Regions from separate parts of the Homo sapiens genome. Here region 1 is linked to region 2. Evidence: chromatin loops called from intact Hi-C (ENCODE). Cell type or tissue: ascending aorta. All regions are shown on one strand. Each heading gives the region's core, and the rest is flanking DNA. Links, peaks and the distances in the headings are about the cores only. Region 1 has its middle 74 kb from the start of MIR4675. Region 2 has its middle 140 kb from the start of MIR4675.

Region 1 (15,912 bases), core at 3,234-11,233, 210 kb after region 2:
ATGATAGACTCTAAAATATCAGGCCAGAGAGCCCTTTATTACTTTATTACTGTGGTGGGAATTTTTGCCATGAAGTTTCCATCACAATTTGCAAACTTAAGTTTTTGCTTGTACCGATCTGTGTGTGTCCTAAGTCTTTACCAGGCCCTTAAGAACCAAACAGAAACGTAGCTGCTTTGCATAGATTCAAGAAGTATGTGCCAGTTTCTACGCTGGAAGAGAAAGCAAACTAGCTAAGGCAAGGAGACTTTCCAGAGAGAATGTTCTGTGATGTTCTTCAACTGAAGCACTAAATAGAAATTGCCCATTCAGATGTTTCTTTCAAGAGGCACCTATTTAGTTGGGTAACTAAGCTGTTTAATTCTCTGTAGTTCATAATATTTACTTGGTCTCCTCTATTTATTTTTTAAAATACTTCATATGAGGAGATTATCAGAGAGTCAGCAAATTTTTTACATGAGAAGAAGTTCAACTTTAAAGTAACAAATGGCAAATTTTCAAGTTATAAGGCCTATATGAAATTATAAGACCATAGTTTAAAATTGCATTTATTTGGAGAAATTTGTTAATAAATATTTTGGAAAGATGAAAATCTATTGAAAAATGGTCATTTCAAAGAAATTTGCAATGAAAGCAACAAATTGAGGATCAAATTATATGTCCGTCATCACTTACCAATTGCAAGACTTACAAAGGCTATTAAATGCCTTTATTTATAAAAGAAATGATTAAATACAACCACTTGCACTAAAATGTAGATTCCAATTAGGAAGAAAGAGATGTACAATGTACTACTTCCCAAAGGGTCTATTTGACTTCAGTGATCAAAATGCTTAACACAGAGTAGGAAGGACAGGTAGGATGAAAGAGCCCCTAAAATACTGATCTAGTTTAAGGACTGGCACTATGAAAAGCTAAGCTACAAATTAGAAGACATTCTAGTTACATCCTGCCTTTGTTACTACCCAGTTTTTGTTTTATTTGTTTGTTTGTTTGTTTATTTTGAGATGGAGTCTTGCTCTGTCACCCAGGCTGGAGTGCAGTGGCGCGATTTCAGCTCACTGCAACCTCTGCCTCCCGGGTTCAAGCGGTTCTCCTGCCTCAGCCTCCCCAGCAGCTGGGACTACAGGCACATGCCACTAAGCCTGGCTAATTTTTCATATTTTTAGTAGAGACGGGGTTTCACCATGTTAGCCAGGATGGTCTCGATATCCTGACCTCATGATCCACCCGCCTTGGCCTCCCAAAGTGCTGGGATTACAGCGTAAGCCACTGCGCCCGGCCTACTCCCAGTTTTTAAGCAAGAGAACATTCATTTAACAGAAAAGTCATAATATTCAATACACACGTGTCTCTTTGCTATGACAGATATGCGTGATATACACTCTGCCTTTCAAGAATTTATAATCCAGATAGAAATACAGAAGATCAACAATATAAGAGCTAAATATAAAACAACTGTTCAAGGAACATCACAGAGCAATGTACTGTTATTTACAAAGTCTTTGTACAATCACATTTGCCTTTGGACAGGCACGTATATATAAAATCCAATTATTTTTATAGTTAACACCAAACACCACATTATTGTGTTTGCAGTACAATAAAATATTAACTTATTACAATATGAGATTCAGAGCATTGCCAGACTGGGCAACACGAATAATTCAATAAAAAAAAAAGGAATCTTTTTGTCTCTGAGCCACAGTAACCCTACAAAGGATTCATATTTCTTTTGGCAAGATGGATTTTCGGAAGGCTTAAACAGGGAAGTACAAAATTGATTTTGAATAAAACAACAAATATTTAAATGAAGTGATTAAATGCTAGTCACTGAGAAAATAAATGATGCAGCATTCCTTCAGATCTGCCTAAGAACTTGGCTCTATGTGGCCAATAAGGAAAATAAATCCCAACAGATGTAATAATTCTAGTTGATCCCTTCATGCTCAGCCCCTATCTGCTTTCCCCCACTGTTCCTCACTTTAGTGAATAGCTTTTTCCTTTCCACCCCATCACTATTCTCTTCCAAACTTTCTCCCCCATGGCAACTCCAAAACTGCTCCCCAAAAATCATTAATGACCTTCATGTTGCTACATTCAGTGATCAATTCTCACTCATTGCACTTGCCTCTCAAGAATATTTACAACAGTGGGCCACACCTTCCTTAATACATTCTCTTAGGTGAGCACACATCCTCTTGGCTCTTCCCTGGCCTCAGGGCCTCCTTTGCTAGTTCTTCTTTTCACTGCTTCTTACTGTTGGATTACCCCCAGGGCGCAGTCTTTGACTTTCTGTCTCCATTCACTCCCTAAGTGGTCTCTTTCACTGCCCATGGTTCTCAATATTACGTGTATATCTCCACCTAAGAAGGCGTATCTCCAGCTCAAAACTTTCTCCTGAGCTCCAGACTTGAATATCCAACCACCAGTATGATTCTTTCACTTCTACTAGACATCTCAAACCTAAAATGTCCAAAACTAAACTACTGAATCTCCCTCACCTCACATTCAAATAGGATTTTTCACCATCTCAGTCAAGGGCAACATCATCCTTCTAGTTTTTCAGGCCAAAAAATCAAGGTTCCCTAATCTATCAGGAAATCAGGAGGGTTCTACCTTTACATATATCTAGAATCTGGTCACTTGTTATCTCACTGCTGTCACTCTCCACTGAGCCATTAGCTCTCAACTGGATTACTGCAATAGCCTCAGAGCAGGTCTCCCTGTTTGATCTCTGCTGCCTGCAATATGGTCTTAGAGGAGCAGCCAGAGTGAGACTTTTGAGCATAAGTCAGACCATGTAATTCCTCTGCTCCAAACCCTAAAATGACTCCACATTTTATTTAGAAGGAATGACAACCCCCAGTGGCCTTCAAGGTCCTAAACAATCATGCCTCCTGGTTTCTCTTCCTCCATCACCCACCCTATACTACCTCTAGCTCACTGAGCTGCAGACACACTGGCCCCCTTACCCTGGCTCAGATTCTGTGGGACCACCCTGATCACCCTAATAAATAAAGGAGCTTGTTCTGTTGCCCACTCCTCTTAGCCTTCTCTGTTGGTGTCTCTCTTTCACCACATGTATAACCTTGGAATATATTTTAAGATTTATTTATGTTTATTTTTATTGCCCTTTTCTTCCAGAGATTTTTGTCTATTTTGCTCAATACATTTTCCAAGCACCTTTTATTGCCTCCAGCACAAATTATATTTAATAAATACTTGAGAAAAGAATGAATAATTGGCTCAACCATTTCCCAGTGGCTCAAACTAAGTACTTTGGAATCGTTCTCAATTCCTCACTCTCCTTTACACCTATTGAATCCAGCAGAAAAGTCTTAGTATTCCTGGCTAGGAAGTATATCCAAATGTATCGAGAAGTAAACCACTTCTCACTCCACTGCTAAGCTCTAATACAAATCACCATCATCTAAGGCCAGTACTAGCACAATAACCTTCTGCTTGGCCTCCCCATGTCATCCTTCTCCTCTATACAGTTTGTCTTCCACAAAACGGCCAGAGAGACTTGTAAAATCCTTAATCACATAATGTCACCCTTCTCAACATTTTTCAGTGATTCCCATCATACTTAGAATGAGTCCAAATTCTTACCTGATTTTATAGGGTTCTTCTTGATTTGGACTCTACCCATGCAGTAACAACTTCAAATTTAATGGTATTTATATTTTTTTTTTTTTGTAGAAACAGAGTCTTGCTATGCTGCCCAGGCTGGTCTCAAAGACCTAGCCTCAAGCGATCATCCTGCCTTGACTTCCCAAAGTGCTGGAATTATAGATTTGAGTCACTGTACCCAGCCCTACCCTCTACATTTCTTTCCTCTCTCAACTTTTCATTTCACTCCAGCAACATTGACTTGCTAGAAGTTCCTCAATAAGGCAAATTTAGTCCTGCATGAGAATCTTTGTACTCATTTTTCCTTCTGACTCTTCCTCCGAATTCCAGACTTTCTCATGGAAAGTCTCACTTTCCTTCATTGAAGTCTCATCTTAACTATTGGAACCTCCAAGTCTTTCCTGATCACCCTACATAAAAGAGTTTCTTTACCTGCTCTCAGTATTTCCCTTCTAGCCTTTTTCTTTGAAATATGCGTAATATATGGTAACATCATATTATATATTTATTATTTTCTCCAAACTAGAATCCCCATGAAGCTGAGACTGTGTTCTGCCCACTGCTCTATTTCTGATGCCTAGAACAGTCCTGTGACTTAATAGGCACTCAACAAATACTTACTGAATAAATGAAGGATATATGAAGATATTGACTTTAATCCTTGAGCTGTATAAAGTAAAAAATGAAATCGTATCCCAATCCACTTATTTTTGTTCTAATAAATAGTAAGTTCTATTCAATGGATTGAGCTTTGGTCCCCAGAATAAAACGTGAGATAGCTTAACACATTCCACACCATTACTTTTTTATAAACTGTAAACACATATACTTTAAGTTTTAGGCATAAAGATTGCTAAGTCTTTTTATGAAGACCCGTGACTTCTTTCTGAATGTCATTAACTGCACTATGTAAAATCAGAAAGGTTTTTATTCTCTTCTATTCAGCTATTACCTTATATAGAAATTCTACTATGTAAGTGAATTACGGAAACAAGAACAAATAATCCCAGAACAAGGCTTTGCTTGAGATTAGAGTCACAAATCATAATCATTTGGATTTGGTCCCATCACCCAGATGCATTACCGAAAGATTTCTCTTTGAGGTTTCTCCCTCTACAAATTGTTGCCTCACAGTCGAGGATTTGCTATGTGTTTGCAGCTAAAGACAAAAACACCCCTAAACACTTTGTAAGATTTTATCTACAAAACTTCAATGTGTTATTTCCTGTCATTTTATCATCCTTCTATAAGCAGGTCATAACCAGAAAAAAAAAAATAGTGATAAGGAGAAAAAAGCCTGAGGAAAAAAAAAATATGTACTGACATATCAGCTGATTGTATCTGTTGGTTTTATCCTGTGTTGGATTTTGGGTTTTGACTGTGCTGTCGTGAATGTTGATTTGTGATGAAGTTTCATCAAATGTTGACCTTCTTCCCTCAGGTTTTGTCTAAGTGCTAACCATGTGGAAATAATTACAATGTACACCATTGTACATACATGAGTTATTTTATTAGCAGAGCATAGAAACATCTTTGAGAATTGGCTAGAATTTCCACGGTGGTTTATGCAAGTAAGCCCTGAGCTATTTGCTAAATATTTGAGCAAACAGAACATTGTTTATTTAGTTCTTGTTAGCTTCTCATGTGCGTTCTTGGAATGCGGTTGTAGGTTTTCTGTTTGATTTTAAGGGAGGCCACAACCAGAAAAATCATAAGTCTGAATTAGAGAAACTACACAATCATTCTTTGCAATTTTTTTTTCTTCGATTCCTTGCCTGTTTCTGGTGACCTCTTTAGTTCCATGGTGCTTTTCCTGGCCTCACTCTTAAATGTGGGCTCTGAACGATTCTTCTTTTTTTTTTTTTTTTTTTTTTTGGGTAGCTACTGGAGGCAATGGCCTGTGCTGGCCCTAAGGATTCAAAAGACTTTTAAAATTGTGTGTTCCCGAATAAAATGATCTCCACACAACTGGGTCTAAGAGGTCCCAAGCTTGCTTCTGATTGTTCCTTTCTCTGTCTTCATTTGTAAACACCCACCTCCCAGTTAAAAATGTCAGAGAGAAGCACTTCCTGCTGTAGTTCCTGTCTTGGTCCTCTTGAACCCTATTCCAAAGACAATCAGAGCTTTCAGTATCATGAAAGGTAAGGGTGAATGAACCTAAGGAGATTTTCTAATCCATTTCCCTTCTTGAAGCAGGATCACTCCTTAATGATCTCCAGGGAACAGTAGCCTGGAAACAGCAGAGGCTGATAGCAATTTAAGATAGTCCATCCTAAGTTTCCAACCAACTTGATTGTTTTACAATCTGGGTCTCTCTCAAGTTGTGTTCATCAGGAAAAAATTCACAAAACTTTTCATGGAAAAAAGTCCTTGAGCAACATATTTAACAGCCATATGCTGGTATATCATCTTAATTTGATATTATTTAAAATTAAGAATATTCAGCAAGAAAACTTTGTAAAACAGACTTATGTTTTCAGTGTTTGGGGCAAGGACATTTATTAAGTAGTGACAACTTGTATCTTTTGCAATGCTGTGTCCTTAAGCAGTTTCTAGTGGAACTGTGTAAATAATTAAGATCTTTGGAGCAGAAGCGTCAGAGAGGTTGCCGAATGGTTTATGGATCAGGAACTTTGCTACTGAGATTTTCAATTTATTTCTCAAAAAAACAGAGATACAAGGAAAATTTATACTGATATTCCTATCACTACTAGGTTATTTTTAGTTATTTCATTTTTAATAATTTAATATTTTGTAATTATAGATTTAGAGCTACATGAATAAATATTTTATCTTAGATACTGACTTACTTTTTAATTTTGGATCTGTCATTTGAATGGGCATGAGTTAGTGTTTTAGGGGTGAAATATGGGAGGGAAATTAACCTATTTGATTACAACCTAAGTATATTTCAAATAATACTAATATATAAAAAAAAATCTTCCAGAGTTTTAGAAATCACAATACATTTGCTACTAATATATTTAAATTTTACTTTTTTCTTTTTTCTGGATTTAATATTCAGAACTATATTATTTTCCTTCTGTTTCATATCCATTTTAAAAATTAGGTATTTTGGTTTACAAACTCTGAAAGAATTAGAAATTAAGAACAGAGCTTTGTAACCCTCATGTTACCTGGGAACACTTAGTTCTTAAAGTCTAAATAACATTTGTCTGAAAGCCCATGCCATTCTATCTGGGAGAGTTCTGCAAATTCATGGGGAGCAGACATTTTCATGGTTCCCAATCCCACTACTTCTGAATCAGTTCAGTTTCTGGATGCGTCACTGTCTTGTGTTTGCTGGCCAGACTTCCAGCCATGTCGACATAACTGTGGAATTTTCCTCAAGCTTCTTTCTCCCTATCCTTTCCTTCTCACAAAATAGCCACTCACCAAGACATTTGGGGTGTGGAAGATTTTACTGAATAATTGAGGAAAAAGACGGCAATGACGACCCTGTAAAAGTTTTCTCCATGTACACACACATCTACATACACACCCATGTTCACACATACACACACACACACGCAGAACCATCTGAAATACAGAAAGCAGACTCCTAAAGCATGCACTGGTAAATTTTATTATTTGATTTTATTTTTAAGAAATAGATTCACCTAGTTCACAAATAAAATCCACACAGAATGTCATGCATTGGGAAGATCCACTTCATTTCTATCTGCATGCATCCTATCCTCTACTCCCACCTACTAGAGGTAATCACTTTTATAAGTTGTTTTTATATCCTTTCTGTATTAGTCCATTTTCAAGCTGCTCATAAAGACACACTAGAGATTCGGCAACTTAAAAAAGAGGTTTAATAGACTTACAGTTCCACGTGGCTAGGGAGGCCTCACCATCATGGTGGAAGGTGAAAGGCACTTCTTACGTGGTGGTGGCAAGAGAGAATGAGAACTAAGAGTAACGGATTTCCCCTTATAAAGCCATCAGATATTGTGAGACCCACTCATTACCAAGAGAATAGCATGGGAGAAAACACCCCCATGATTCAATCGTCTCCCACCAGGTCCCTCCCACAACAGGTGGGAACCATGGGAGCACAATTCAAGATGAGATTTGGGTGAGGACACAGAGCTAAACCATATCATTTTCCAAATCTGTTTTTGCAAACATATAAACTAGTTATCCACTTTCTTAAATAACATACTGTATACACCGTTTGCACCTTGCTGTTTTCATTTATTAATACATCCTGAAGAGCTTCTCCATTCTTCCTTATAGATGCACAATATTTCATTATGTGGATGCACTACAGTTAACCAGACTCCTATTGTTGGACAAATTGGGTAATTTCCAGTCTTGTGTTATTACAAATGTTGCTGCAATGAATAATCTTTTATATTTGCCGTTCTATAAATATAGAATTATTTATAGGATAAATTCCCAGAAGTAGAATTGCTAGGTCAAGTGGTAAATGCATTTGTAATTTATATAGATGTCTTCCATAATGTTTGCACTGCCCTGTACACTAGCAGGATATCTGAGTGCCTGTTTCTTCACAGCTCTGTCAAAAGTGTGAGTTGTAAAACTTTGGGGTTTTGGTAATCTGAGGTGTGAAAAAAGTAGCCTTTATATGTCATTTTAATTTGCATTCTCAAATTACCTGTAAGCCATTTGTATTTTTCTGTGAACTATCTGCTCAGGTTTTTTTTACTGCTTTATTGCCTCATTAGTCTTTTCCTTCTCTATTTCTAATAATGTTTATATATTAGGGAGATTAGTTCTCTTAGAGAAGAATGAGTTGCAAATGTTTTTCTAATTTCTCATTTGTCTTTCAAATTCATATAGCCATGCAGAAGTTTTTTGGTTATTTTCCCTCTTTCTAAAGTTTGGGTTTGTTTTTATTGATATAGGATTATTTTTGGTTTTGTTTATATATTTGTTTTTAATGGCTAGTGGATTCCAAATAACTAGTAGCAAAGTCTTCACTTCATTTGTTAAAAAGGAATCAGCTCATGTTTCAATGTGGTGCTTTAATTCTAATGCAATAGATTGAGGTATGAATACAATCTTATCTTTTTCCAGATAGCTACATGGTTCTCCCAATCCTATTTTTAGGGTATGGTGAATCTATATTTACTTCAATTATTCGAGCTGTCACGTTAATCAGATACTAAGTTCCAAAATGTGTTGGTATTTATGGACTTTTCCTCTGTTCTTTTGGTCTGTTACCTTTTCATGCAGTGACACTATATTATTAAAGCAATAGTGTATTTAATTATCTTCTAGGGATACATATCCTTATTGCTTTTATTTTAAATAGTTTTCCTGGTTATCCTTACTTGGTTATTTTTGAGATGAACTTTAGTATCAGCTTGCTTAGTTAAAAAGACTGATACTTTTTACTAAAATCACGTTACATTTAAAAAGAATAATGTGCATTAGCCCATCCAAGAACATAGTATGCCTTTATATTTTAAAGTCTATTTTTTTAATTTTTATATGCCTTTATATTTTAAAGTCTATTTTTTTAATTTTTAAGGAGTGTTTTAAATTTTTGTCATATAGGTCATGCCCACTTCTCATTAAGTTTATTCCTAGATATCATCTCTTAATTGGCTCAAATTTGTCTTTAGTATTTAATTCCAAAAGGACTCATGGGAATAAACATTTCATAGGTTCTTATATATTCAAGGCTATTATACAGCAAGTGCCTTTGTACAAGATTATTATATAGCAAGTGTCTTTGTACTTTGAACTTGCCTGAGTATAAAACCCTTGGCTTTCTCTGTCCTTGCTTCAGCATTGTTTAACTATTGTTGCATCCTGTTTTAGCATTAACCGATGCCATAAAGAAGTCTGATGCCAATCTAGTTTCCTTCTTCTGAGAGATGTGATCCTTTTGCCTGCCTTCTTTTTAAGCCCATTGCATTTAAATTCAATAGTTTTATTAGGCTATATCCCATGTTGGGTCTACAGGGTCCATTTTTCCTGAAAAGTGGCATGTCTATTTACATACATATGTTCAAATCCTCTTTAATTTCAGGAAAGTTTTCTTATAGTTTTAAATATTCACCCCCCAAAACCCTCCTTTCACTCTGCTATACTGTATTTCACATTTATATGATAATTCATTGGCAGACTATAACATTTGGAAGTGTATATTTTATATGAGGCTTTGCCTGAGCTAGTTTACATGTTATTATAAGAACAAATGCTACCTACTTACAACCCCATGTGATAGGCATTAATATTCCCATTTTACAGATGGTGATCAAGTCTCAGAGCTGGTAGGTGTCAGAACTGAGGCTTATGCCCCAGAGAAAGATAGGCTTTTTCCACAAACCATTATTTTCCAGTGTATCATCAAGAACAAAAGGTACACATACACAGATTGCATGATTACATAGAGAAAAATATATTCATTTTTAGATGCTCAATTTTCTGAATACAAGGCAACATGAAAGAATTTTTTAAACGGCAAATATAAGCAGGGGTTTTTTGTTGTTGGCCAGCTGGTTATTTCCTTAATTTTGGACCACACAGAACATCTGTTTAAGATTTTAAAAATTCCCATTCAGAGAGGAAAAACGCTGTGGAAACTGATTTCTTAACTATAGAACTAGACCTTCCTGGCAAATCACAAATATAATACACTTTTATTTGAATGAACAAAGCTCTCCCAGGTGACGTATTTGTTGAACTTTTGTCATAACTTACTTTAAAAATGAAAGATGCAACAAGATAAAGTTCTAGGTATATCTGAGTCAGAAAAAAAAAAATATTCACACTTATGTAGTCCTGTCTCCCTATTCCACAGATGAGAAAAACCAAGACAGAGAAAACTGGAGGCAAGAGTCCAAGGTTCTGGAAGAGATGGTTAGATTAGGACCTGGAGATTCTTTCAGCATTGGAAACAGTCCTTAGTATGAGGAGAGAAAGAGATTAAGAGGAGGAATCAACTGAACAATATGCCTCTCAGATATACTCAAGTGAATACATTGCCCCTAGATTTTTTTTACTAAAACATAGTGCAATCAAAAGTCAAAATATCATATTAGTTAATAAAAAATTGTTTTGATATATGCAGTAAAAGGGAATTGAAACCATTATTTCCAAATTGATAGTGTCATATAAATTCACCCACATGTGAGTCCAACATATTTTGACAAACTCCCTTCCTGGTCTTGCACTTTGCTTTACGTTTGTTCCAACAGGAGTTGATGTTTTAGGTATACATGCCAAAAGGTAATATGAAACAGGAGTGGGGATAATTATGGTTTACCTCGGCATGTTGAAAAGCAAGGAGAGGCCAAATATTATATGCAGACCCATGAATCAGAGTAGATACGAAGCATATACAATATATTGAAGTGTGTCTTGAACACCTATTTATTGGCAGAGGTGAAATGCAATAAAAACTTTCTCAAAACCATCAAAAACATTCAAAAACATTAAGTTTGAATTTGACCCACAGAGATTGATCACAATTGAGGAATCTTACCTCCAAGGAGAAATTGTTCAATTGATCCAAGGGGAATTCAATATAATTTGAAACTATTCTCACCTTACAAGATTGTCTTCTTAAATTAATTTTGACCTTCAAGAAAATGAATAGAGAAATAACTCATTGTATCACCTGCCAAACATTTGTGATGTTCATTGCTTTAATAATAAATTGTTAGTGCCATAAAGACTTCTATTTTGACCTCTTGTATAGAGGCTAGCAGTGGATATCTGGCTAAGCCATCTTGCTTGTTTCACTGATGGGTGTCCTAGTGATTGGCTCACGTATCCCAGTGTCTCTTGATCAGTAGGGGGCAACGTGATATAACACACATCCAGACAGAATAAACCATATTGTGTCAGCATTCTTCAGAGCATTAGAAGGCCTGGACAAAATTAGGTGTTTATAAGAAAAAAGTGAGATTCCTTAAGAAAGTTAAAACCCACTAATAGAATGAGATTACAGCTTATAGGTCTAACATTGTCAAACTTAAATATGTGACATACTTCTTTTATTGACTTCCTATATATTCTCAGAGGAAATAGTTCCTCTTTGGTCTGATATTATCTCACCTAATATTAGGTAGCACCCACTATTAATAAAAGAAGAAAGAAGGGGCTGAGGCCAAGAGACTCTGGCTTGGCGTTTCCCTTCCACCATTGGTATCTTCTCCCTCACTCCCCAAGGCATAAGATTCCATGGAAATCTAGAATTGGTTTCATTAACCTCTGAATTTTACTCTTGTTCATATAATATTTTATACATTAATTTATATTTTGTAATTATATCCACTTTAGCATGAGTCCTTTCTAATTCAAATATTCTCTTCCTGTATTTCTAATCATCTCTGGCTGCCTCCATTCCAACTAGGTAGGATACTTCTTGAAATGTCTGCACTGTGATATTTTCTATATTCTTAGTATGCCTGTGATGAAACAAATTTGAAAGCAAATTTCTTGGAAATAGTAATTTGCTTTTCTAGTATGCAGTATTCACAGAAGGTTGTAGACTTCTCTTTCAAGCAAGATGTATGCATGCTACTTTCTCTCTAGGTTTGTAATTATATTGTGTTGTAAATATGTCAATATAGTATCATATTGCCAATAAGATATATTAGCATTACCTACTTCAAAAATAGAAAATTAGATGGATGTTTCAAATTTTTGTGAAGGGAGTGTTGAAAACTTTTTTTTTTTTTTTTTTTTTTTTGAGACAGGATCTTGCTCTGTCACCCAGGCTGGAGTACAGTGGCATGATCATAGCTCACTGTAATGCTGAATTCCTGAGGTCAAGCAATCTTCCTATCTCAGCCTCCTGTGTAGCTAGAACTACAGGCATGTGCCAACATCCCTACTAATTTTTATTTTCTGCAGAGGTGGGGACCTTTCTGTGTTGCCCAGGCTGGTCTCAAACCCCTGGCCTGAAGCAATCCTCCCACCTTGGCCTCTCAAAGAATTAGGATTACAGGTGTGAGTCACTGTGACCACCCTGAAAACTTTTTCACTGTGAAGTTATTTTTCAGTATGAGTAACATACCGAAACAACAATGAGCTGTTGTTCCTGTTGTAAGAACAGAAAAGGATATGAATTCAAACCTGTTATTATGCAAAAGAAGGGAATAATACTGTTTAAAAGTAGAAGATACATTAAAATATCTCTATCCCTAATTTCCTGTTCTCAAAGATATCCATTAAGTAGTCATTTACTTACCTCTCACTCTATTTACTCCTTAGACAGGCTGCATGGAGATTGTAGCATGAATGCAGATATTGGAAATTTACTGGATGTATGATCAGACAAACCAATTGAAGTGGAGAAGAGAACCAATCAGCCAAATCATTACAGAAGTTGCACCACTGCCTGAAATATCTTGACTGATTCTATATAAGTTGAATTTTTGCCGAATAAATTCTGAAAATAATTACAAGCTTCCTTTTGATTTGAATGTTACACATCAAGTTCTAGTAAGAGCTAATTTTACATCATTGACAGATAACAAAATAGAAGGAACAAAGTGCCCTTTGAGTTAAGGGCACTCCAATGTCCCGGAATTTAACCTTTTTGTCAGATCAATAAGGTTTAGTGCAACTAGCCAGACACCTGTCCCTCAGCCTCTCAGTCTAGGAGCAGCTTCTTTCTTTCTTTGGGCTGGGCTTATTCAAGTTAGTGAAGCCAGTCTGGTTTCTTTTAAATCATATCCCCTGCCCCTGCTCATCTGCAGTGAAGGCTGCTGGCTTCATATTTCCATTCTTTGCTTTTATTCTGAGCAGCAATAACTGGACTAGCTAATGTACAGCTTCCTGATAGTTAACCATTCCTCCTAGAAGCTAATCTTTAGAGGGAAAAATCTTTATGCGATTTAATGCAATTTGGGAAAAATGAGCATATTTCCTGAGATCTCTGAGGAGATGCTGTCTTACAATGAGGCAAGAAACTTGAACCAATTATCTGAGGCATACACACAACTGTCAGGAAACAGTAGTTGATGTGCTATTAGTTGCTCTTCTCATACTCCCAGTTGTATAGCTGTGGTTTTTGTCAGCATCTTGGGGAAGAAAAGGGATATTTAGGTGATGATAAATCAATGCAAACTTAATAAGCCTAGTGTTAATCTATCCCTACAATTGTCTCAAAGTATTTTAAAATATCTGGTACAATTAATTTATTCTTTAGCATTGCAGGAAAGATGTTTGTTGGCTTTCTTTTATATTTATTCTATTAATTGGGGTAACAGGCTATCTAAAATAAAATAAGCCAGATTTTGAATTATTCACACTTTTAGGTACATTTTTAGTCAAAATGTTGCCTTTCTGCATATAAGGCTTTGGTAACTACTAATTCTCATTATGCAGGAGGCATTTTCCTGTCTCAAATGTCAAAACAAGAGATTATGGCCACTATAAAACCTGCACACATAGTCCAGATTTCAATTATCTGTGGATGACTCAACACATTATACATGGTGTGTATGGCCCAGGATGCTTGTCCTCATAATTTAACAGTTTCAACCAATTATCCAACACATTCTCTGTCATGCTGCAAAGTGTCTAACTACGCAATGACAATGCAGCCTTAAGGATGCGCCAGGTGACTGCAATATATGTTAAAGGCCACAATGAAGTCATAAGAATTTAGAAGTGTGTTCACTTATGGCGACTGTAATTCCAAGACTTTGACTTGAGAAAACCTCCTGAAAATGCCTGTGAGTAAAAAATTTCTCCTGATCACTAGAGCTATAAATAATAGGTGGAAATATCCAGGTCTAGACTCACAGCTCTTAGAGTGCTCAAAGGAGAATACATTCCCATGAGCTCATGCATTCATTCATTCAATGAGCATTTCAGCTTTTGCTATGTATCAGCTACTACTTGGTACATACTAATTGGTTCTGAAAATCTCAAAGCTTAATTTACAAGTTGATTCCAGTAAGAGGTTAAAAACCTGGCCTTCTTCAGAATAGAAAATGTCTGAGACCTTTATTAAAGAAAATGCATACACACATACACATACACATACATACATGTGCATACACATACCCAAGTTTGTTGTGGAGTGGGTAGGTATGAAGATGTCTTATGACCACGTAATAATGTCACATGTAGCTTCAAAGATATACCTAGCTGTGAAAATCTGTTTTTGTGAGATTTTTTTCACTCTTAGATAGATAAGTCCGAAGAGGCACTTTAGAAATATAAAATGTTTTCCATTCAAGATGTGTCTCAACAAAATTTATGTCTCTATTGTCAGGATGCTTTTAAGTATATTTATGGGCCTGTGAGCTAGGGAGATGACCCATGGGATAGTATTTGGAAATGTTTATTTCTCTTTCACCTCAAAATAGATAGCTAGAAGGACCCCTTGCTGACTTCTGGCCAGAACATCAGATGCATGGCTGCCCACTGCAGAGCTCGAAGACAGCAGGAAGTGGTATCATCTTTCTAAAATAAGAGTATCACTTTAGGTACCCAAAAGGAGACTTAAGAGTTGACTGTAAGTGGTGGGAGCCTAGGGAGGTGGATATTGTCAATCCTGAAAGGAAAGGAATGGCCCCCAAATATCCTCTTAATTTTTCTACTGTTATAACGTTGGATTTTTCAATGATACGATTCAAATGTCCTCTTTATGTTCATGCATCATTATCTAATTTTACATTCTACTTCAAGAAGTTCACTTAAGTCACCTCAGAAAAGACTTTTAAAAAATAAGTTCCAAATGATCTAAGACAGCTCCCTTCTGTCCTTTTGACCTCTGTTGTGCTTATGCCAACCTTCACATTCCTAATTGCTGGATTTCTGAACAAATCTCTGTGACTATCAAATCAGCATTTGCACCTTGATGTTTCCCATTATCATTTCAGTGTGGCTAGTAAAACTCCTCACTCTTCTTACTCACAGTGACTTCAGGCCAAAATCATGATTTGTGGGCAAACACCATAGATAGGGCCCACTGGATCTCCCTCATAGAGACAATAAGAAAGGCAGCCTCACTCGGCTGCTTCCACCCAAGAGAGTTTCTACTTCCCAGAGAGCAAAAACTGCTCCAGCCATAAAAATGTGAATGAAGAAGTTGAATATTCCTTCAGCCAACAGTTATACATAACCACGAATTGTCGAAATGCATTATTTTAATGAATAAAGGTAGATTTTAAAAGCAAAGCAAAAAGTATCATTCTCTCTTTGTAGAAGTGTTTCTTTGGTTATTTAGTTTTTTTCCTTCACCTCCCCAAACCTTCTCCACTGTAAGAAGCCTGCCATAGAAGCATAAATGTTAGAGTAATACATCTGGCTGCAAATTCTTCCAGGAAA
Region 2 (15,912 bases), core at 2,999-10,998:
AACGCTTTCACTAACGTAATCTATTTGAGAAAAGGTTATGTGGTTTTCCTAAGCATAAATCATGCCTGACTAATTGAATAGACTTCTTTGAGATGATACATATTTACGTGGGAAAACAGACACTGAGAATATGGCTGGTTTAAGCTTCCAAAATGTCTTGGAGGAAATTTTACACCAAAGCTATTATGTTTTAATTAAATCACCATAGGATTGGAAATAGGAGCAAACTGTTTTACCATTATAGAAAACTGACATTCCATTCAATGAATATTTATGATGTGCTTAGTTAGGAACTATGGAAAATACAAAATAAGACATATTCCCTGCACTCCCCCAAATCCACCTCCCAAGGGAAAAAGGAAGCACAAGTAATAAAATGTGTAGGATATGAAGGGTCACATCTTTGCAAGAAAAAAATATAAACCATGGGTTACCTTAGAGATTGGGCTCTAAGACCACTTCTATTCTAAATATATTTTAAGTAATGTTGTGGAGAGCATCTGGGGAAAACTCCAAGCTTACCTAGGCCAATAAATCCTTCAAGGAAGGAAACCATGGATGAAACCATGCTTTGTGAATGAACAACTATAATAAAAATGATGAAAACATATCATTGAGCGTTGAAAAGGCTAGTGAACTAATGCAAATAGTACAATCCATCCTAAAGAATGGGTTTAAATATAGCTATTATGTTCCATAAAATATGACCAAGTATAAATAACTAAATAAATTTTTCCCACATCACAATTGTTATGGTGGGCTCATATGATTTAAACAAACAAACAAACAAAAACAATGGCATAAGATATGATGACTGTTTGGGAACAGACCACAATAATATCTCCTAACCTAATCATCATTTTAGAACAGTCATACTTAGAACATACACTGAATTAGATGTTAGATGTTTGAAATTATGGGATTATAGAATGAATATAATCTTGCAGTCTCACAAGGTCACAAAGTCCATTGACATATTGGGAAATGTCAACTTATTGAGAAATAATTTTTTAAAGAAAAACAAAGTCTACATTCACATTTTATGTGGACATGAACAATACCATGATATGACTGTGAAAAATTTTTGGTTAAAGTATGCCTAAAAAATTTCACAAGAGAAATCTGAAAAACACATTCATATTAACTGGAAGAACACCAAAAGCAATCATTGAGCTTTTATCAAATGTTATTCTCAACATCAACAACTTACAAGTTATTACCAGGTGGTAAAGCATGAGGTACCTAACTGTGGAAATGCTAGTGTGAAATAATGTGAAAATGTCATTCAACTAAAAGAGAATTTAAAACATACCAGAATACTCAAACAATGCCAAACTTGTAAAGCTTAGTAGATATAATACTGACTGATCCAAATTAACCATGGGCCTATTTACTTCCAAGCTCTCCCTCATTTTTCTCCTTTTCCTTCCTTCCTTCCTTTCTCTTTCTTCCTTTCTTTCTTTCTCTGTCACGCTCTTTCCCTCTCTCTCTTTTCCTTCCTTCCTTCCTTCCTTCCTTCCTTCCTTCCTTCCTTCCTTCCTTCCTTCCCTCCTTCCCTCCCTCCCTTCCTTCCTTCCTCCCTCCTTCCTTCTTTCTTTTTCAGACAGGGTCAGGCTCTCGAGTGCAGTGGTGTGACCACGGCTCACTGCACCCTCAAATTTCTGGGCTCAAGTTATCCGCCTGCCTCAGCTTCCTTGGTAGCTAGGAATACAAGCATATGCCACTTTGCCTGGCTAATTAAAAAAAAAAAAAATTCTGTAGCGATGGAGGTCTTACTATGTTGCCCAGGCTGGTCTTGAACTCCTGGGCTCAAATCATCCTCCTGCCAGCTTTCCCTCCTTTTTCTGTTAACTAACAAAGATCTAATAGATCAGTTTGTAATGGATAAAGCATAATTGACCTGGAAAAAGTCCAGCAAAGGACAAGTAAAATGATCAGAGGTGTGGAGGGGGGTATCCATGAAGACAAATGTAAAAGTTTTGAAATTTAGTTGCAAAGGTAAAGACAGAGTGAGGGTATTTTTGATGTTATTAGAATTGTAAAAGCAGAAACTAGGGAGACGTATGGCCAGCTCATCACATTCTGGAATACTAGAACAAGGAGGAAATCTCTTCAGTCATTAGTGAGGAAAGTTTTAAGATAATTATTTGGGATAGAACTTCATAGTGCAAGGTGGACTAGTTGTTATAGAGTTTAAACATGAAGAGAAAAAGCAATTGAAATAAACTCACAACTTGACAAGTTCATGATGTGAGAAGAAGACAATTAGTAGATTTAGGATTTTCCTTACCTTTAAAGGAGATGCTCATGCAGTCAAACGTATCTTCCAGAATTACATCTCTTGATAGTCAGTTTTAGAATGCTAGACTGAATAAGGACAATAAGTATGACCTACTCTTCTGATTCTTATGCTCTTATGTTTAAGGCCAACTCCAGAGGGGAGACCTGACTGCAACCTAGGTTGTCATTTGTAAGTTAAAGAGAAATTAAGCAGAATACATACTTGGAAAGCTTTCTCCTCCAGAGCCTTGCAGCCCGCCCGGCCATAGATTTCAAATGGCTCTACAGAAAGCTACTAAACAACGTTCTTCTTTACTCCAAAAGAACACTTAAGAAAATCTATCCATTTTAGAGAAAAAAAATGAGAATATTCTGAAATCATACAGATCCTCAAAATATGTACATGATATTATCACACTCTTAAATGCTAGAAAAGAAGTATTTTTTTTCTGGAAAGGAAATCATTGATGAATCTTTTAATCTGTATTTATGATTAAAGCATTACTCTCATAATCATAACATTTATACAATTATTTCATAATTTGGCTTTTCTATAAAATGAGTTGGACTGTAGATTTCACCATTTCTAATTTCTTTTTTTCTCCTGTTTTTCAAAATTAAAGCTAAATCCAAGTTGAAGAAGTGCATTCTCAGTAAAAGTTGGGCTAATTTGTAGTGACCATTGCCTTTGACAAAAACAGATTAAGAAAAAGATAAGTTTATACAGAATTTGGATCAGGATTCACCTGGTTTCATGAAAATTTCAATAATCACATCTAAAACAATTCCCCTGTTTTACAAGCCAGGATTGTATTAGGTTAATAAACAAATGAGATTAGTAAAATGCAGATAATTGTTTATTATCAGGAAGTCACCTTTCATTCTACAATGTTGTACTGGAGCAAGAAGGATACACAGAAGACTCCAGTGACTTAGGGATAAAATAATGATTGATTGAATTTGCTTCAGAAATGATTGCCCTTTATCTTCTTAGGAACAGATGCACTAGGTACCTCCAATTATGTAACTAGGATCAAAATTCATTCTTCCCTCTGGTAAGAAAATCATAAAGTAAAATCCACGTCTCTCTTCTCTAGGTGCAATTTTGAAATATGTCTAGAAAGAATGCATTGGTAAAAAAAAAAAAAAGCATATGGGTAAAAAATATGCTTCCATTGAAGTGTTGTATCAGAAAGCACCACCATGAGATCTATCATTTGATAGTTTAAAACCTGGATCATATGGGCACACTGCCTATTCACAGGCCAAATACTGAAGTGATGGAAAACCTACAGTAACATGGGAAAAGAGTCCCATTTCTTTCCCCGTGCCTGGTACGTATAGAAGTTGATATGTAAATTATGTGCCCTTTGGAGGGTTGTATAAAAGAGTGATGGGCTTAGTTTAAGCTACATCCATTGGAGGCCAAAGGTTGTGATGAAAATGTATTATTTTAAAATAAAATCTTCAAGATGTTCTTGAAGTGCTACAAATAAATTGGGACTTCTGCATGGCTTGCTAGGTTCTTTCCTTTTTCATCTGAATGTCCTGGCATTGGATGGACCAATAAGTGCCTTCTTAAATTGGACTTGCTTCTGAGAATTCTTCCTATGCATAATCACAATTTCCTATTTTCTCTTACACATGAGTTTAAACATTTAAACAGATTGGGTTTTGCTAACAAATTGTAGCTTTTGTTATCTTTTTGAATTACTTGTTTAACCCTACACAAAGTCTGCCCTTGGATTTGCCTGAATTTTTGTCTTTTGAATCAAGAAGTTGATTAAGCCAAAATTTCATGTGCATATAAATAACCCAATGATCTTGGTAATGAGTAAATTCTGATTCAGTAGGTCTGGTGTAGGGCTCGAAATTATGCATTTATAACAAGCTCCCAGGACATGCTGAGGCTGGTGGTCTGAGGACCACACTTTGAGGAGCACAGTTAAGCAACTATCATTGAACCCATCAATCATAACACTTGTGTGTCTTCTGGAGATATTCTGAGAGTGACATTGAAAGTCTACATTTCTATGCACTAAAAAAAAAAATGCCACATTTCCACTCAGAAACTGCTTTTATCTTTGCCTGGCTCATTCAGTATGCAGGCCCTACACTGAATTCATAAAATCAAACTACACATTTGAAGGACCATGTATCAGCCAAATAAGGTCACCCAAATACAGAGACACACCTTCAATGAAAGAAAAAAATTACTCTTTGTTTCAATAAACTTTGCACATAAGGACTGAAAGTTGTTTTCTACTTTCAAGAACTTCTTACCAAAAGGAATGACAATTACTATACTTTGAAAAGGTCAAGGGATTTACCTTGGGTTTCTATAGCTGAAGAGCTCCATCACTTTTCTGTGGACATTTGAGCTGCTTGGACTTTGAAATGAAATAGCTACTAGTGCAGAGATTTATCTCAAGCATTGCAGTCTTTCATAGGTAATTTTCTAGCTGGAAAAAGATGTGAAATGTTGGCTGGCTGTTTAGGAATATTGCTACAGTCTACCGAAGTGTTCCAACAAACTCTTTTTTTTTTTTTTTTTTTTTGAGATGGAGTTTCGCTCATGTTACCCAGGCTGGAGTGCAACGGCATGATCTCAGTTCACTGCAACCACTGCCTCCCGGGTTCAAGCAATTCTCTTGCCTCAGCCTCCCGAGTAGCTGGGATTACAGGCATGTGCTACCACACCCAGCTGATTTTGTTTTTTTAGCAGGGACAGGGTTTCTCCATGTTGATCAGGCTGGTCTCAAACTCCTGACCTTAGCTGATCCACCTACTTCAGCCTCCCAAAGTGCTGAGATTACAGATGTGAGCCACCATGCCCGGCCCAACAAACTCTTAAGAAGCAGAAATTATGATATAGAATATAATACATAAGGAAATATATTAACAAGGTAAATTTAAATATAAATAATTTCTATAATTTAATGAAATAAACAAGTTTCTATACTAAAATTATAGATTCCTCAAAAAAAGATAGATATTCATTAGAATTCTAAGCAAAGAAAGAATTTTAAGTGAGCAACATATAGGAGGAAATAGAAAATATATAGAAAATAGGTAAGGGAGAATTAAAGAAACATTATCAGGCATAACATGAAAGATAACAACTGTATTACATATTGCAACTTCATACGTTCTGATATCCAAATCCCCAAATTCTATGGATATAATTTCTTTTGTATTAGAATTCCAAAAATCTATGCTTAGTGAACAGACTGTGGAAAGATGGAAATTGATAGCTAGGCAAAGCTAAAGTAGGCGAAGCATTTAAGCCCATATTAATACTGATTTCACAGAATCTATTCAAAATTGGAAGTAAATGCATTATCTGCAGATATAAAAATATCTGATTTTAATTAAGATAAAGCGTCTCTCTAAGGAAAACATTAATTCGTATGATTTCATAGTGTAATCTCCTTTTTTATGGTTTAATAACTGGGAAGCATTAAAGGCAAATAACATTATGTATTTGTTCATATCGAACAATACAGTTGAATGGATTCAACAAATGATGGTGACAAATAATCTTCAGTCATACAGAAATTTTAAAATAAATCAGATCTAATTATACTAAAGAGCTTCTGTGCAGTGAAAGAAACTATCATCAGAGAGAATGGACAACCTACAGAATGGGAATTTTTGCAATCTATCCATCTGACAAAGGTCTAATATCCAGAATCTATGAACTTAAACAAATTTACAAGGAAAAAAAAATCCCCTTTAAAAAGTGGACAAAGGACATGAACAGACACTTCTCAAAAGAAGACATTTATGTGGCCAATAAACATACTTTTAAAAAGCTCAATACCACTCATCATTAGAGAAATGCAAATCAAAACCACAGTGAAATACCATCTCACACCAATAAGAAGGGTGATTATTAAAAAGTCAAGAAACCACAGATGCTGGCATGGCTGCAGAGAAATAGAAATGCTTTTACACTGCTGGTAGAGATGTAAGTTAGTTCAACCATTGTGGAAGACAGTGTGGCAATTCCTCAAAGATCTAGAACCAGAAATACCATTTGACCCAGATATCCCATTACTGGGTATATACCCAAAGGAATATGAATCATTCTATTATTAAGACACATGCAAACATATGTTCATTGATATATTCAATAGGGAAGACATGGAATCAACCCAAATGCCCATCAATGATAGACTGGATAAAGAAAATGTGGTCCATATACACCATGGAATACTATGCAGCCATAAAAAGGAAAAAGATCATGTCCTCTGCAGGGACATGATGGAGCTGAAGCCATTATCTTCAGCAAATTAATGCAGGTACAGAAAATCAAACACCACATTTTTCTCAATTATAAGTGGGAGCTGAACAATGAGAACGTATGGACACAGGGAGCGGAACAACACACAATGGGGCCTACTGGTGGGGTAGGGGATGCACGGGAGGAGGGACAGCATCAGGATAAATAGTTAATGCATCCTGGGCTTGATACCTAGGTGATAGGTAGATACATGCAGCAAACCACCATGGCACACATTTACCTATGTAACAAACCTGCATGTCCTGCACATGTATCCTGGAAGTTAAAATAAAATAAAATAAAATAAAAAGAAACATGTGAATATCCAGCCCTAAACCTAAAAAAAAGAAAATATATCAACATTCTCTACACTACTTAACAACTGGACTTTAAAGTTAACTTAAATGATCTCTGTGGATAAAGTACCATTGCAACATAATGATACTGCCAGTAGTATAAGAGGAATGATAAGAGAAAAATTATCATTTGGACAGTAATAGAAAAGAAGGGTTAAATATGGTAATAGAGGCAGTGGAGATAATCCCAAAGAGAGTACTAAGTGGTTACAAAGACACAGTGCCTCAAGGCTCAGTCATATCCCTGGGATATACTTATTTCTAATAAGATTTGGCAATTACTGTGCAAAGGAAAAGCCCTAAACACAATGAATCCTTAAAAAGTTCCCTTAGTCGGCCGGGCGCGGTGGCTCATGCCTGTAATCCTAGCACTATGGGAGGCCAAGGCGGGCAGATCACCTGTGGTCAGGAGGTTCAAGACCAGCCTGGCCAATATGGTGAAACCCCATCTCTACTAAAAAATACAAAAATTAGCTTGGTGTGGTGGCGTTCACCTGTAATCCCAGCTACTTGGGAGGCTGAGGCACGAGAATCACTGGAAACCGGGAGAGGTTGCAGTGAGCCAAGATCGTGCCACTGCACTCCAGCATGGGTGACTGAGTGAGGCTCCATCTAAAAAAAAAAAAAAAAAAAAAAAAAAATTCCCTTAGTCATCTTAGATAACAGCTTATTGGCAACATTGTGCTTTATACCTTCAAATACATCTCTCCAAATGTTCTCAGAACTCACTTTTGTTTGTTTTAGCCTTGGTCTAACAGCAACAGCCTGGCTGATGTTATGCCAAGATTCCAGTTGGTGGAAATGTAGAGTTACTCATAGCTATGGCTATTAGAAGGAAGATGTTTTGTCATTTGACTAATAAGGTTTTACTAAAGTTAAAAGGGGTCTTCAAACCTCCGAGATGAAATTCAGCAAAAAGTTAGGGATATTTGCAGAAAGCTGACCATTACATAATCACCTTATGGAATGTTTAAAATCTTTTCACCAGGTTGTATTACCAGATACTGCCACTCACATTACTATGTCCACGGACCATGGTAAGACTGTAAAGCCTTATTTGGTTTATTTCGGTTCACTGGCGTATAATTCCTCTCAGCTCCCTATTCTTTGGCCCTTTCCCCAGGATTAGATCTGCTTCAAAGAAAACATCCTAAAATTAGCTTGACTGTGGTACAATTTCAATATTCATACCGTAATTTAATAAAGGTATCCTCTTGTTGACTTCATTTCTCTTTTCTATCTCACATCCACTGAACCCCAAATATCTTTCTGCTTCTGCTTCTCTTATTTCAGTAGCATAAACTATACCATTTAAAAGAGGCCTTTTCCAATGTTTCATTTACACTGAGGGCCAGTGAAAGCAAGATAAATGCACCCATATACATGCATAAGACATTTTAGGAATGTATCTTTCTTCCTGTGCTCCTTTAGGTTTTCACTTTTTTAGCTGCTTATTAGGGTTTTTTTGTTTTGTTGTTGCTGTCGTTGAGATGGAGTATTGCCCTGTTGCCCAGGCTGGAGTACAGTGGTGGGATCTCGGCTAACTGCAACCTCCACCTCCCGGGTTCAAGCAATTCTTGTGTCTCAGCCTCCCGAGTTGCTGGGATTACAGGTGCCTCCCACCAAGCCTGGCTAATTTTTTATGTTTTTAGTAGAGACAGGCTTTCACCATGTTGGTGAGGCTGGTCTTAAATTCCTGACCTCAAGTGATCCCCCACCCAGGCCTCCCAAAGTGTTGGGATTACAGGCATGGGCCACCATGCCCAGCCTGCTTATTAGTTTTTCAGCAGTGAGAGATAAATCAGTTTCCCTTTGAGGCCACCCCCGCCTCATGCAATAAACTAAATGTTTATGCCCCACCCCCCCATTCATATGTTGAAATTTAATCACCAATGTAATGGTACTAGGAAATGGGGCTCTTGGGAGGCAATTAGATCATGAGGGTGGAGATCTCACAAATGGGATTAGTGCCCTTTTAAATGAGACTCCAGAGTTCTCTCACCCCTTCTGCCACATGAGGACACAGTGAAAAGACAGCTCTCTAGGAACCAGGAAGTGGGCCTTCACCAGACACTAAATCTTCCAGCAACCCCTTCATCTTGGACTTCCCAGCATCCTGAACTGTGAAGAAGAAATTTCTGTTGCTTATAAGCCACTCAGTCTATGGCATTATGTTATAGTAGCCCAAACTGACCAAGATACCTCAGTTTATTTATTTATTAATGTTGAAAAGGTTTATTGGGTGCTATGCTTTGGGCACTGTGCTAGGAGCTGGAGGTATATAGAGTGGGACAGCACAGTCCTTGCTTTGAAAAGACTCACAGAATAATAGAGAAAGCCAGTATTTCTCCAATATTGGCTTCAGAATTAAAATAGAAAAGTGTATAGATCTCTTCCTTCAGGTAATCATTCATTCATACATGAGCCACTCATTCATTCATTTGTATATGATGAACAGGAACTATAAGGTCTCTGCCCTTGGCAGTTGGGAGTTTTTAGAGTGTCCACGTATGGCTGGGTGTGGTGGCTCATGTCTGTAATCTCAGCACTTTGGGAGGTCCAGGTGGGAGGATTGCTTGAGCCCAGGAGACTAGCCTGGGCAACATGATGAGACCCATTTCTACAAAACAAAAATTTTAAAATATTAGCTATTAAAATATTACAGTGGCTCACACCTGTAATCCCAGCTACTCAGAAGGCTGAGACAGTAGGATCACTGCAGCTCAGGAGGTCCAGGCTGCAGTGAGCTATTGTCATAGCACTATACTCCAGCCTAGGCAACAGAGCGAGACCCTGTCTCAAAAAAAAAAAAAAAAAAAAAGGAGTACCTACATGTGCTTATGCAAGCATGCACACACACACACACACACACACACGCACACACACACAGGGGATATGCAGATACTGACTTAACGAGAGTTTTATTTTTAAAGGATATGTTTTATTTTGCCATCACACACAGTCTGCAAGATTTGTGAGTGCCACTTCATGCTATGCTCTGAATACATCTCTGATATAAGGCTTCATACAAGGCTTGTAGTTTTAATTTAAAATACTTTTTTAGTGAATATTTTACTGACTACAGCTCCACCTGAATCTCTTTATGCAAGCAAGCAGGGCACTCTGAAAAAGGCATCCTGCGGTGTCAACAATGCCTGTGGGGGCTTAAAACGTCCACATTTATCTATGTGTAAGAGACCTATGGTCGTGCTCCATAGAGGGTTACAGGGACAATATAGGCAGAGAGAAATCTTGGACTGAGAAATTTTTCAACATAAATGGCTTAGCGAGATAACATCATAGAGGAAATTCATTGGTATAATCTCACATTGATAAGCAGCTATTTCTGACCCTTGTCAAGTTTACACATTCCTCAGCTCTTTGAAACAAATGAATCATGCCTGCAAAGCTTTCATGATCAGCTTGAAAAAGGTAAGAAGGAGCTTTCAAAATTCATTAGTAGAACTATGAAAAGCTCAAGCCCCTTCAAAATGAGTTGCAAATATTTTAGAAAAGGATGTATGTAGGTATGTTTATTTTTTATTTCAGTGGAGCAACTAAAGAAAAAATCTAAAAGTCTGTAACTTACTATGCCTGTATAAATAAAAAGAAGACAATTGAATCACAAGGATCAGAAAATAAAACATTTTTAAAAGAGAGTTAACCAATTAAAATCACGGCATGTTAATTTGCAGATATCAATAAACGGATTGTAAGTTGATAGGGAAGACAAAAGATTTAAAATAGCCAACATAGTGTTTCAACACAGTATTTAAGAAGATCAACAAAGCCAGAGGGCTGACACTACCCAACTTCGATAGTTGGTATAAAACTAATCAAGACACTGCAGTATCAGCAAAAGAATAGAGAAATAAATCAGTGGAATAGAATAGAAAGCCCAGAAATGGACCCAGATGAATATAGTCAAGTAAGCTTTGACAGAGGAGCAAAGGCAATTCAATGAAGAAAGGATCATCTTTACAGGATATAGTGTTGACACAACTTGGCACCTACATGCAAAAAAAGATGAATATAGACATGACCTTTTACCTTCCAAAATATTCAACCAAAACAGATCATAGATCTAAGTGTAAAGTTTAAAACTATAAAACTACTGAAAGAAAACACAAAATCTAGCTTACCTGGCTTTAGTTATGATTTTTTAGCTACAACACCAAAAGCAATATCCATGAAAGAATAAAGTGATATGTAAGACTTCATTAGAATTGAGCATTTCTGCTTTATGAAAGACATAGTTAAGAGAATGAAGACATGTCGCAGACTTGGAAAAAATATTTGTAAAACACATACCACATAAAGGAATTGTATTCACAATATACAAAGAACTCTTAAAACTCAACAATAGACATGAATTCCTTGACCATGCCTATGGCCTGAATGGTATTGCCTAGGTTTTCTTCTAGGGTTTTATGGTTTTAGGTCTAACATGTAAGTCTTTAATCCATCTTGAATTAATTTTTGTATAAGGTGTAAGGAAGGGATCCAGTTTCAGCTTTCTACATATGACATATGGCTAGCCAGTTTTCCCAGCACCACTTATTAAATAGAGAATCCTTTCCCCATTTCTTGTTTTTGCCAGATTTGTCAAAGATGAGACGGTTGTAGATGTGTGGTATTATTTCTGAGGGCTCTGTTCTGTTCCATTGGTCTATATCTCTGTTTTGGTACCAGTACCATGCTGTTTTGGTTACTATAGCCTTGTAGTATAGTTTGAAGTCAGGTAGTGTGATGCCTCCAATTTTGTTCTTTTGGCTTAGGATTGTCTTGGCAATGTGGGTTCTTTTTTGGTTCCATATGAACTTTAAAGTAGTTTTTTCCAATTCTGTGAAGAAAGTCATTGGTAGCTTGATGGGGATGGCGTTGAATCTATAAATTACCTTGGGCACTATGGCCATTTTCACGATATTGATTCTTCCTATCCATGAGCATGGAATGTTCTTCCATTTGTTTGTATCCTCTTTTATGTCGTTGAGCAGTGGTTTGTAGTTCTCCTTGAAGAGGTCCTTCACATCCCTTGTAAGTTGGATTCCTGGGTGTTTTATTCTCTTTGAAGCAATTGTGAATGGGAGTTCACTGATGATTTGGCTCTCTGTTTGTCTGTTATTGGTATATAAGAATGCTTGTGATTTTTGCACATTGATTTTGTATCCTGAGACTTTGCTGAAGTTGCTTATCAGCTTAAGGAGATTTTGGGCTGAGACAATAGGGTTTTAAAAGCAATGGCAACAAAAGCCAAAATTGACAAATGGGATCTAATTAAACTAAAGGGCTTCTGCACAGCAAAAGAAACTACCATCAGAGTGAACAGCCAACCTATAGAATGGGAGAAAATTTTTGCAATATACTCATCTGACAAAGGGCTAATATCCGGAATCTACAAAGAACTCAAACAAACTTACAAGAAAAAAAAAACAACTCCATCAAAAAGTGGGTGAAGGATATGAACAGACAATTCTGAAAAGAAGACATTTATGCAGCCAACAGACACATGAAAAAATGCTCATCATCACTGGCCATCAGAGAAATGCAAATCAAAACCACAATGAGATACCATCTCACACCTGTTAGAATGGCAATCATTGAAAAGTCAGGAAACAACAGGTGCTGGAGAGTATGTAGAGAAAAAGGAACACTTTTACACTGTTGGTGGGACTGTAAACTAGTTCAACCCTTGTGGAAGACAGTGTGGCGATTCCTCAAGGATCTAGAACTAGAAATACCATTTGACCCAGCCATCCCATTACTGGGTATATACCCAAAGGATTATAAATCATGCTGCTATAAGGACACATGCACACGTATGTTTATTGCGGCACTATTCACAATAGCAAAGACTTGGAACCAACCCAAATGTCCATCAATGATAGACTGGATTAAGAAAATGTGGCACATATACACCATGGAATACTATGCAGCCATAAAAAAGGATGAGTTCATGTCCTTTGTAGGGACAGGGATGAAACTGGAAACCATCATTCTCAGCAAACTATTGCAAGGACAGAAAACCAAACACTGCATGTTCTCACTCATAGGTGGGAATTGAACAATGAGAACACTTGGACACAGGAAGGGGAACATCACATACCAGGGCCTGTCATGGGGTGGGGGGAGTGAGGAGGGATAGCATTAGGAGATATACCTGATGTAAATGATGAATTAATGGGTGCAGCACACTAACATGGCACATGTATACATATGTAATAAACCTGCATGTTGTGCACATGTACCCTAGAACTTAAAGTATAATAAAAAAAAAAACAAGAAGATAACCAGTAATTAAGTTAATTATTTGTTTTTCCTTCCAACTTTTATTTTAAGTTCAGGTGATACACACACAGGTTTATTATATGGTTAAGGTGCACGTTGCTATGGTTTGGCATACAAATTACTTCATTACACAGGTAATAAGCATAGTAACCGAGAGGTAGTTTTTTGATCCTCACCCTCCTCCCACCCTCTACCGTTAAGTAGGGCCTGGTGTCTGTTGTTCCCCTCTTTGTGTTATGAGAATATGCAGTACTTGGTTTTCTCTTCCTGTGTTAATTACCTTAGGATAATGGCCTCCAGATGCATCCTTGTTGCTGCAAAGGGCATGATCTCATTCTTTTTATGGCTACATAGTATTCCATGATGCATACATACCACATTTCCTTTATCCAGTCCGCTGATGAGGGCCTTTAGGTTGATTCCATGTCTCTTCTATTGTGAATAATGCTGCAATAAATACATGATGCATATGTCTTTATGGTAGAATGATTTATATTCCTTTGGGTATATACCCAGTAATGGGATTGCTGAGTAAAATGGTAGTTCTGTTTTAAATTCTTAGAGAAACCTCAAAATTAATAACAAATTACTTTAGCCAGAGTGGCTAAACTGATTTATAGCCACAGTGGCTAAACTAACTTACACTCCCACTAGCAGTGTATAAGCACTTCTTTTCTCCACAATGTCACCAGCATCTGTTATTTTTTTTTTCACTTTTTAATAACAGCCATTCTAACCAGTGTGAGATGCTATCTCACTGTGGTTTTGATTTGCCTTCCACTAATGATTAGTGGTCTTGAACGTTTTTTCATACGCTTTTTGGCTTCTTTTGAGAGGTGTCTGTTCGTATCCTTTGCCCATTTTTTAATGAGATTTTTTGTTATTTGTTTGTTGATTTGTTGAAGTTTCTTATAGATTCGGATATTAGACTTTTGTCAGATGCATAGTTTGCAAATATTTTCTCCCATTCTGTAAGTTGTCTGTTTACTCTGTTGACAGTTTCTTTTTGTGCAGAAGCTCTTTAATTTAATTATGTCCTACTTGTCAATTTTTGGTTTTGCTGCAGTGGCTTTTGGAATCTTCATCATGAAATCTTTGCCAGGACCTATGTCCAGAATGGTGTTTCCTAGCGGTTTTATCCCTACAGTTTTTATAGTTTTAGGTTCTCACGTAAGGTTTTAAATCATCTTGAGTTGATTTTTGTATATGGTGAAAGGAAGAGGTCTAATTTCAATCTACTGTATATGGCTACCCAGTTATTCCAGCACCATTTATTGAATAGGGAGTCATTTCCAAATTGCTTTTTATTGTGGACTTTGTTGAATATCAGATGATTGTAGGTACACCGCATTACTTTTGGGTTCTCTGTGCTGTTTCATTGCACCATGTATCTGTTTTTGTACAAATACCATGGTGTTCTGGTAACTATAACCTTATAGAATGATTTGAAATTGAGTAGTACAATACTTCTGGCTTCGTTCTTTTTGCTTAAGATTGCTTAGCTATTTGGGCTGTTTTTTGGTTCCATGTGAATTTTAGAATAGTTTTTTGGTTTTTTTTTTTTTTTTTAGTTCTGTGAAAAATTTTATTGGTAGTGGGATAGGACTAGCATAGAGTATATAAGTTGCTTTGTGGAGTAGGGCTATTTTAACAATATTGATTTTTCGAAACTATGAGCATGGAATGTTTTCCCATTTGCTTGTGTCATCTCTAATTTCTTTCAGTAGTGTTTTGTAATTCTCATTTTAGACACTGTTCACCTTCCTGATTAGCTGTATTCCTAGGTATTTTATTTTTTTGTGTCCATTGTAAATGGTATTGCATTCTTGTTTTGGCTCTCAGCTTTGATGTATTGGTGTACAGAAATGCTTTTTGGTACCTTGATTTTGTACCTGAAACTTTGCTAAAGTTATTTATCAATTCTACAAAACTTTGGATAGAGTTTTTTTTTGTTTTTTTTTAAGATGGAGTCTCGCTCTGTCACCCAGGCTGGAGTGCAGGGGCGCCATCTCTGCTCACTGCCAGCTCCCCGTCTCGGGTTCATGCCATTCTCCTGCCTCAGCCTCCCGAGTAGCTGGGACCACAGGCGCCCGGCACCACGCCCGGCTTTTTGTATTTTTAGTAGAGACAGGGTTTCACCATGTTAGCCAAGATGGTCTCGATCTCCTGACCTAGTGATCCGCCCGCCTCGGCCTCCCAAAGTGCTGGGATTACAGGCATGAGCCACTGTGCCCAGCCTCAGGGGTTTTCTGTGTATAGAATCATATCATCTGCAAGTGAGCTAGTTTGACTCTCTCTCTTCCTATTTGGAGGCCTTTTATTTCTTTCTCTTGCCTTACTATCCTGGCTAGAACTTCCAGAATTATGTTGAATAGGACTGGTGAAAGTAGGCATCATTGTCTTTTCCTGGTTCTCAAGATGAATGCCTCTAGCTTTTGCCTAGTCAGTATGATGTTGGTTGTGGGTTTGTCATAGATGGCTGTTATTATTTTGAGGTATATTCCTTCGATGTTTAGTTTGTTGAGTGTTTTTAACATGAAGGCATGTTGAATTTTATTGAATGTCTTTTCTATGTTTGATATGATCACACCATTTTTGCTTTGTTTCTGTTCTTTATGAATCACTTTTATTGATCTGTGTATGTTGAACTAACCTTGCATTGCACGGATAAAGCCTACTTGATTGTGGTGGATTAATTTTTGC

Evidence for each region. Peaks named below come from ENCODE experiments on the same cell type or tissue, not always from the same donor. Only the 100,000 strongest peaks of a DNase experiment are listed, where the experiment ranks them.
Region 1: it touches region 2 in a loop (2.3-fold over the local background); 2 of 110 quality-filtered maps call a loop at or near these places.

Annotation. Positions count from the first base shown.
Region 1 is chr10:20,617,899-20,633,810 of GRCh38, forward strand. No RefSeq gene overlaps it. Among named protein-coding and RNA genes, the nearest start is that of MIR4675, 74 kb to the left of the region's middle. In ascending aorta, for the core only: no CTCF peak of the experiment used is centred there; a DNase peak (open chromatin) is centred at 6,963; H3K27ac peaks cover 882 bases.
Region 2 is chr10:20,408,203-20,424,114 of GRCh38, forward strand. No RefSeq gene overlaps it. Among named protein-coding and RNA genes, the nearest start is that of MIR4675, 140 kb to the right of the region's middle. In ascending aorta, for the core only: no CTCF peak of the experiment used is centred there; a DNase peak (open chromatin) is centred at 7,679; H3K27ac peaks cover 1,723 bases.